Regions from separate parts of the Homo sapiens genome. Here all the other regions are linked to region 3. Evidence: chromatin contacts called from ENCODE Hi-C data. All regions are on one chromosome and are shown on one strand. The core of a region is the stretch at or near the end of the contact, and the rest is flanking DNA. Distances in the headings are between cores, read along the strand shown.

What was found. Hi-C counts contacts between places; a loop is a spot of excess contacts on that map. Pooled maps may share reads with other maps.
Region 1: a pooled map shows a loop between it and region 3 (6-fold over the local background). The contact joins two enhancer-like sites. A Hi-C loop is called at or near these places in 3 of 50 pooled maps.
Region 2: a pooled map shows a loop between it and region 3 (7-fold over the local background). The contact joins two enhancer-like sites. A Hi-C loop is called at or near these places in 3 of 50 pooled maps.

Annotation. Positions count from the first base shown.
Region 1 is chr9:22,237,452-22,240,431 of GRCh38, forward strand. No RefSeq gene overlaps it. Among named protein-coding and RNA genes, the nearest start is that of DMRTA1, 210 kb to the right of the region's middle. Within about 2 kb of position 1,665, at least 6 of the 41 ENCODE cell types and tissues checked have a DNase peak (open chromatin) inside an H3K27ac peak, as active enhancers do.
Region 2 is chr9:22,208,804-22,211,899 of GRCh38, forward strand. No RefSeq gene overlaps it. Among named protein-coding and RNA genes, the nearest start is that of CDKN2B, 200 kb to the left of the region's middle. Within about 2 kb of position 1,653, at least 5 of the 41 ENCODE cell types and tissues checked have a DNase peak (open chromatin) inside an H3K27ac peak, as active enhancers do.
Region 3 is chr9:21,356,446-21,359,272 of GRCh38, forward strand. No RefSeq gene overlaps it. Among named protein-coding and RNA genes, the nearest start is that of IFNA6, 7.0 kb to the left of the region's middle. RefSeq lists an enhancer at 1,240-1,339. Within about 2 kb of position 1,331, at least 3 of the 41 ENCODE cell types and tissues checked have a DNase peak (open chromatin) inside an H3K27ac peak, as active enhancers do.

The sequences.
Region 1 (2,980 bases), core at 415-2,914, 880 kb after region 3:
TGATTCTTTTTCGCTATTTGTTTTTTACACAAAAACGAAGAGGCACGCTGTTATATGATTATTACTATGGGTTTAGTTAACACACTTTGAATTAGATGTTGTGGACCCCACATTTCTTTTTTTTTAGTGACTTGCACTCAGAGAGTTTGGTTAGAAAGTCACTTTGGTCTTGAGGGAGATAAACAACACATCCCCAAAGGGCAACCTGGAGTTGCCCTTTGATGTGATAGTTGCCCTTTGATGTGATAGTTAACCACATCAGTTAGTGAAGTGAGTGAGGGGAGGGGTAGTTTGATGAGCTAGCTCCCGCAAGGAGACAAGGTATCCCCCCACATTAACCTCATGCTTTGTGTCCCAAATCAGGACAACTTTGACTCATTTCAGTCTTTATTCCTAGGCAGAAGCAAGTCTTAGTCCATGCCAGTTTATCCCTTGATCTGAAAATAGTCTCTGGCTGTCAGACACAACTATGTCTGAAATTAAGATTAAGCCCTATGAGTCTTCAGTGAACAAAATGGAAATAAATGCTGAAAATCCCCCTACCTATCTTGAAAGCATACCCTGGAGTGAGAGGTTGTTTTCTCAATTAAAATTTATCTTTTCAGGTGTTTTGTAGAAGTCTAAAGACTCAGTCAGTGGGCATGAGTCATCTGGCTGTGGTAAGATTAGAAATTCCTAACACATGATATAGGAGGCCAGTGCTCCAGGAGGCAGAGAAAATGAAGGAAAACAGCTTTCTACAGCTCTTACCCCCACAACCCCCATCTCTCTGTAACTTAATTTTTCTTCTCAAGTTTCGAACAAGTACAGATAGAACAACTTGTTTTCTAATCTTTTTCTCTTTTTCTCATTCCTCTTCTTTCTTTATTCTTCTTTTCCCCCCTCTTTTTGTTTCCTTTTCCTGACTCTTGAAAACCATGGCAAGTGCTTATTATTTCAGTTGAATATGTTAAAAATTGTTATCAAGAAGTTGATTTTTTGTGTATAAAAATGGTGAACTAAGATACTGTTAAAAGAGTGGAATAAATGAAGAGGAGAGACAGAAGAACCAAAGATGGGAAAAGGACTGGAAAAGAAAAAGAGACTAAAAGGAAGGTAAGGGGCGAGGAGGAAATGGGCCTCTGAGCCTGTAGAGACCAATGGGGACTACGGAAGTCTGAGTTTATTTAAAAGACTAACTGGGGAACATACTTTGCTAAGTTGTGCTTTTTCACTAGCTAATATCATAACTAAAAAACCAAAGGTATTGCAGCTTCTATTTCAGGAAATCGCAATCCAACTATTCAATTTTTTTTTCAGCTGTTTTGATGTTAAAAGATAGGCCAGAGCACAGGTTTTGTGCATTTGAAATTGCTAAGTAGCTGGCCCCACGGGTTATTCACTCACAGTGCTCTTCAGGTGACTGGTCAGTGTTGGTGAGGATAATGTTTCCATTGCTCCTTCAGTCTCTTTGGCCTGCTTTCCTGAAGGAGAGTAATACAAATCCTAATTAAAATGAAAATGAGAAGTTACTAAAATGCCCTTTCCTTTACAGAACTCTATTTCATTTACAGAGGTCGGATGTTCGTGTTTAACTACCAAATCCCTCTATCTCACTTAGAGCTCAGGAGTCAAATAATCTAGACAAATAAGTCAATGTAGTTCCTAAAAGTGCCGAAGTACTTTTCTGCCATAATTTTTTTTTTTTTTTTTTTTTTACTTTGAGGACATCTAGCGGCGGTTTAGTGGCTGTGTTCTTCAAAGGCAAACTGGAAGAAACTTCAGGACATAGTAGCAATGGCAGAACCTATTTTTCTGAACACCTTCACACTTACAGTGATTTATCTTAAGCCTGAAGACAAAACTGCTGTGGTCCTGGAGGATAAACAGGCTCATTCCAGAATCTGCAGCTAAATCCTCACTTCCTTCTTTCACTGTTATCAGACAAAATTCCCTTGGCCTAATTGTTTTATGGGTAGTTTTTAATGAGCTCGTTGTTTATTGACACAAATAGATCTCCTTTTAAAGACTACAGAATGGCCACAATCATGTCATTTCATCAACTAATTAACAGATATTGATAGCCTGCTTTGGGTGGATATTTTGAGGGTCATACTAAGATAAGACAAAGGTTTACGTGAAAGGGAACTTTTGACCTCTTTATTCTGTTTGGGCTTGAATTTTATTGGGTAGCATCTTCATCGGTGGAAAGAGGGCAGGTCTTTTTCAAATGCTGGTGGTGAAAGACTTCAGTTCTGTCCTCAGAGACGAGGGCCTAATAATCTGAGTTTTCCTTTCCTCATTTGTAAATGAAGGTGATTATACTTAGTTCATAAGGTGGTTGTGATGATGATATGAAACCTGAAGACAACTCACATAGTGTCTAGTATCTGGAAGACACTAAAAAATTTTTAAAACCCCTTGTCTACTCCCCTCACTTCACCCCATGCCTTCGACATGGCCCTTGCTGTAGTGGTCTTCTGGGCAAAAGTGTTCACTGCCTCACCCAGAGCCCTGCAAATGCCACTCTGATCCATCTTCATCTGAGTCTTTGGAGCAAACCACATCTCACAGCTTTGTAATTCTGATCTACTGACTTGCCCTGGATCTTTCATACAAACCTGTTCTATAAGATCAAGGTAAATCACACAAAATAACTTGTTAGGCAGAGTTTCTGATAGTTATGATAAGCAGCATCAAAACTGGCTATTTTAGCAGTAAATTCCCTGATAATCATGGGTTCAAGAAGTGACATGTTCAGCTTGTTGACATGGGAGCTGTTGATATCTATATTTTTCATTTAATGTAAATTTAGACAAGGTGATTTCTAAGATCCTCACTGCATGTAACAAAGTTCAAACATTTTAATTCAGTCTCAAAGAGCCACTCTAGTCTACTCACTTCTTTAGATTTATCTTAGGTCACTGTTGCCTTGCTCATTATATTCCTACCCATTCATTTAAAAAACTCTTTTTGAACTCACTGAGCTCTTTGCTACCTT
Region 2 (3,096 bases), core at 403-2,902, 850 kb after region 3:
CTCCAAGATTCTGCATTAGATTTGTACAGAAGTCGCTGTAACATGCTAGGAGAGCCATCAGAGGAGACAGAAGCAAACTCATGGTGGTAAGAGGATGCAGGAGTCTGTGGTGGCTGTGGTCTTAGGAATATTTCAGGGTATCAAGGAAGTAAGCTAATGAATAATTTCTGAAAGGGCTTTGAATACTTGGCTGGCAATGGCAAGTTACATATGACCAACCTAATTATCACTTTGCTTCTCATCCAATAATGAGTCAGTGTCTGTCTGGTGAGGTTCTGACACACCCAAAGTGCTCTGCCAGCAGATATATGAAACTCTGAAGAATAGTCTTCATATGATCTTTGGTTGTGATATGATTAGGAGGGAGTAGTCTGAATTGTGGGGCTCCCTGAAGTCTTCAAGCAGGGTTCTGGTCCGCAAGTTCTCTCCTGGAAGGTGGGAGGGGTCCTGAGGGGTCATGATCTATTCAAGCCCCCATCCAACCCCCACATCACTAAACATTCCCATTTGTGTCTTCTGGTGCTTCATGTTACATATGAAGTACAAAGACCATTGAATACTTTCACTTTCATTTTGGAAATCCTATCTATTGAGGGTAGGAAATGTGGTTTCTAGGGTTTGTTGACCATTTGGTTACAATTTGGGATTGCAACTGACTTGCAGGATTTCAGACAATGCAAAGGCAAAGTCTAGTCTATTCCTGGAAGAAAAATCATGGGATGGGGAGACCTTTTTTATCTATGCCACTTTTTAACCTTTTTTTGGAGGTACTGGCAGTTATAGCCACATAATTCTATTAGGCCATCGATGGCTGGGTCTAGATCTGTGACTTTCAAATTAGGTCTTAATAGGGTTGGAATAGGGTTATAGTGGTGTCCATTGTAAATTGGTTCCTAAAATTTTATTTATGTCCCATCTACTCCTTTAACAAATATGCCTTAAGCACTTACTATGTGAGGGACTCTGTGTTAATTCTTGTCAAGAGATATAAAAATGTATAGTCTTGGCCGGCGCGGTGGCTCACGCCTGTAATCCCAGCACTTTGGTAGGCCAAGGTGGGTGGGTCACGAGGTCAGGAGATCAAAACCATCCTGGCTAACACGGTGAAACCCCGTCTCTACTAAAAATACAAAAAATTAGCCGGGCATGGTGGTGGGCACCTGTAGTCCCAGCTACTCGGGAGGCTGAGGCAGGAGAATGGTGTGAACCCGGGAGGCGGAGCTTGTAGTGAGCCTAGACTGTGCCACTACACTCCAGCCTGGGCGACAAAATGAGACTCCATCTCAAAAAAAGAAAAAAAAAAGTGTAGTCTTGCATGCCTCTTTATCACCTGTCAAGGGTGATAAGTTTAAAACAATTTTTTTCCTCTGGGATTTGAAGATTTTCTCCTGTTTCTTTTCTTCACTATTTCTTAAGATGAGAGTCTCTATGTCCTGTGAATATGTAATAAGCAAAGAACAAAAGTAGTTTTCTGACCTTTAACTGTTTCAGAATAGTTTTGAATATATTAGTTAAAATAGCATAATATTATGTCTTCAACATGAATACAATATCTTAAATTTCATGAAACATGGCACACACTTGTTCTGTGTAGTAACTGTAATAAGGCAGACATCGTTAAATGCCCTATTTTGTAGATGGTGACTCAGAGGTCAAGTAATTTCATTATGACTGGCCAAGTGGCAGAACCTGAACTGGAAAGGGGAGTGTGGTGCCCTTTCCATTGCTTTACATTTCCTTGTAAATGTCAAGAGCAGCTGAATGTTAGTATTCTTTTCAAACTGCAAAGTGACTTTTCAGCAATTGGGGTTGTTGTTTGAAATGTTTTTGAATGGCTTGTCTTCTATCTTTCCCTCATAGGAAAAGAAAAATACGACACATAGCCATGATTGAAGACGTGTACCTTCATCTGAGAAGACATCTGCAAATATTCTGGTCACTATTAAACTATATCCAATTTTTAAGTTGTTTATTTTTAAGTGAGGGCTGTTTTTATAGATAAAGTTTAAAAAGTCTGGCATTGTTGACATATATTTTACATTAACCTTTGCTTTTGGAAGAACCAGATATTCCCAATGTTAGTGTAATCGATCGTATTTTTTTGATTGTTATGTGGCAGTTGCATGTATTACGTTTTTAAGTTGTCATAATAACCTGGTGAGAGAAGTACTATTATTATTTGACTTTTGTAGATGAGAAAATTGAGAGACAGAAAAGTTAAGTGACTTGCCCAAGTTTATACAGCTAGCAAGTAGAAAAACTGAGATTTAAACTCGGGATGGACTTGTTCCAGAGCCCATGTTTTTAACCACAGCATTATACTGACCCGTCTTGGCACTGCACTGATGAGGTGTGTGATCTTTCTTAGGTCACCTAATGGTTTTGGTTTTCAGATTCATTTATGAGAAGGAGAATGCATGGGATAATTTATTTTCTGAGCAGTATTCCTTGTATGCTTACATGCCTTTATTTAGTCCTCACAAGAACCCTAGACATAGATAGAATTATTATCATCCTTATGTTACATATGGGAAAATTAGAACTTAGAGAGTTCAAGTAACTGCTAAAGGTGACATAATCGGTGTAAGAACTGGGAATCACCGCCAAGATTTCAATCACTATGCTTTACTGTCTTTCCTTTTTAGGGGCTTATGCTGCCGTCAAATTCTTTACATTGAATCCTGGCTTTTTATTTTAGAGTCATAATGGCAATATGTTTGTTTCATAAAACCTTTCATTTAGAATTCATCCAAGAAGTGACTTAGTCTACTTATGGCTGCAAATACTGGGGAGCCATTAGCACAGTGACAGCAATCTTAACAATGAAACATTGTGCTATTAATATTATATTATTATTTTTTTGAGGAGTCACATGTGTAGCAAACAGGATGTAACCGGACATGTCAGGCAAGCTGTTGCTAACCCTGAAGACTACAAGGGATTAAATTCTCATTATTCCTCAGAGTTAGTCCCCAAATATCTGTGTATGTTCAGTTTCTTCAGTTTGGCAGGAAGTTTTAAAGAACTAAACAGCATGCCCTTCCGCCTGTGGCATATTCATAAGCTATTTTTGGGTGAGTCATCGGAATTCTGTGG
Region 3 (2,827 bases), core at 81-2,580:
CTTCTTCTAGGATATATTCATTCAGGTTCATGTGGTTGTGCTTCCCTGGGCACTCAAGATTCGATTAATATGGTCAAGGCCCTTTCTTTCATTAATTTATTTTATTTTTGGAGACAGAGTCTTGCTCTGTCACCCAGGCTGGAGTGCAGTGGCACAATCTCGGCTCACTGTAACCTCTACCTCTCGGGTTCAAGCTATTCTCATGCCTCAGCCTTCCAAGTGCTGGGATTACAGACATGCCCCACCACACCTGGCTAATTTTGTGTGTGTGTGTGTGTGTGTTTGTGTGTGTGTGTTTGTGTGTGTGTGTGTGTGTGTGTGTGTGTGTTTTAATAGAGACGGGGTTTCACCATGTTGGCCAAGCTGGTCTGGAACTCTTGAGCTCAAGTGATCCGCCCGCCTAGCCTCCCAAAGTGCTGGGATTACAGGTGTGAGCTACCCGACCCAGTCCATTATTTTGTTACTGGAGAAATATAGCACTTCTCAGGCTTTACCAATACCCCTAAGAGGAATTTCATTATTTTTTTTCAGGTGCATGTGGGTGTGGAAATTTTAATATCAAAATAATGTTATTTCCTTAGTATCACATCACTCACAAGGTATTTATCACATCAAGTTATTCCGTAAGTGTAGGCTCATCAAATCCTGATGATTTTGGAACTCTTTTCCCAAGGAGGGCCTTGCTTCTTTGTTGCCAAAATAATAAATGCCCCTGACCCTTGCTCTTGCCCCTAGAGTTTTGTGTGAAGGAGTATTTGCTCCCAGTGGTGACCCCCTCATCTCCTGACCCAGATCCTAGGTACCAAAAGTCTCAACACCCCTAGAAGGCTGATTGCAAAGGTTTGTTTTGTCTAAGTAGGTAAAGGAATTATCCTATTGTGATTATTTTATCTTTAGTAGTTAAATAATTTTAACTTTGCCAAGTACAGCTTTTATTCTTCAACTGTTTTGCTATCTTCAACTCTTTTAAACTATGGAACAGTTTTATGCTTGAAATTTCTGAGCTAGGCACAAAAGACTCAAAGGTAATGTTTCTCTTCAGAGGCTCATATTACAGAAAATGGTGACCCTCAGTTGTTCACCAGTTCAGCGTGATCTGTTAAAGTTCTTTGCTCCTCTGTCTATGTGAAACTTTGATCGTGCAGGGCAGTGAGCTCCCATGCTATCATGTTAAACAGTCATAGCCATCTTTCCTTTACTGATTGATTTGTGATTCTTCATTTTAAATTTAAACCTCAACAACAAATGAATTTTTAGAACGCCTTTTTAACGTAGTGGTTTACTGGGCAAAGTTTGTCTTGCTGCTACCACATTACATTCTAATTCACTATGAAGTCACACAAACAAAGGGAAATAAAAGAAAGGCAAAAGAGCCGCAGTGGTTTTCTTTATAATTTCCAGATTTTGTGGTTTTCTTGTCTCTTGTTTCAACTTTTCTAGAAAGTAGTACTTGACAGTTGTTTGTAGGCAGAAAGAAAACAGAAGCCATTCTGACTGTCATGAAAGTGAAAGAAGGGAAGTGACTTTCCCCTGACTAATTGCAAAGTGTAAGTTAGCAAAATTCAATGCAGCAAAAATTGAGGACTAGAGCCTCTGGCAGAGTGAAAACATAACGCCAATGTTGAGGTGCACAAAGGCAGAAAAATGGCTGCATCTGCCAGAGGTTCTAAGAAAAGCAATTCCTGGGTCAATGGACTGAATTCAGCTTTCCAAGACCAGCTACTTGACTTTCTTTCATATAATTCACATGTGATCAGCTCTAGACAGAAGGGAGAAGTCACACCAATCAATTCCCAAAAGCCTGTAAGCAGGCTGCAGTCGCTAGACAACCAACAAAGTTGTCTGGCAGGATAATGCATATTAGCCTTGCCTAAAGACTCCACCTAGTTAATAAATTTACTCAGGCAATGAAAACATAGCCTTGAGAAACCAGGAATTAATGGAAGAGAATTGGATGATCCCAAAAGATTCTATTTTAATCTGGATGATAATATCAAAAATGATAACACCAACATTTATTGCAGGCCTAATAGGGACCATCCACTGTTTTAAGATTTTCCTTTTTGAGACTGGGTGTCACTCTGTCACCCAGGCTGGAGTGCAGTGGTGTGATCCCTGCTTACTGCAGCTTGACCTCCTGGGCTCAAGCAATACTTCTACCTCAGCCTCCTGAGTAACTGGGACCACAAGCAGGCATGACCACATATGGCTAATTTTTTGTAGAGACCAGGTTTCACCATGTTGTCTAGACTGGTCTTGACCTCCTGGGCTCAAGCAATCCTCCTGCCTCAGCCTCCTAATATGCTGGGATTACAGGCATCAGCCACTGTGCCAGGCTGTTTTATGATGTTTTGAAAATACTATCTCTGTCCTCTCAATAACACTATTTGGATTATACTCTTTTATAAAACTATTGGGAGAGAAATATAAATCTGCAGGGATGAACTATTCTGACCACACCAATAATGCAAGGTCGAAACCTTAGGGAGAATCATTATAATGGCTTGACTGGAAGGACCCATTAAAGGAAGGGGGGATAGATATGAATTTATCAACCAAGGAGAGACCAGGGCATAAAATCAATACAGCAGAGAGGGTGAGATGACAAAGGATTCTGAGATTCATTTTGAATGCCAAACATTTGCTCGTGCTGTATAGAGCAACAGGGGGTGTGGTGTAAGTGAATTGAATTAACTGCCTTTAAGTTCTAAGGAAAAGTAGACTAAATATATTCCTTTTTTTTTTTTTTCCTTTTTTGAGACAGAGTCTCACTCTGTCGCTCAGGCAATGGCGACATCTTGGCTCACTGCAACCTCCACAGCCTGGG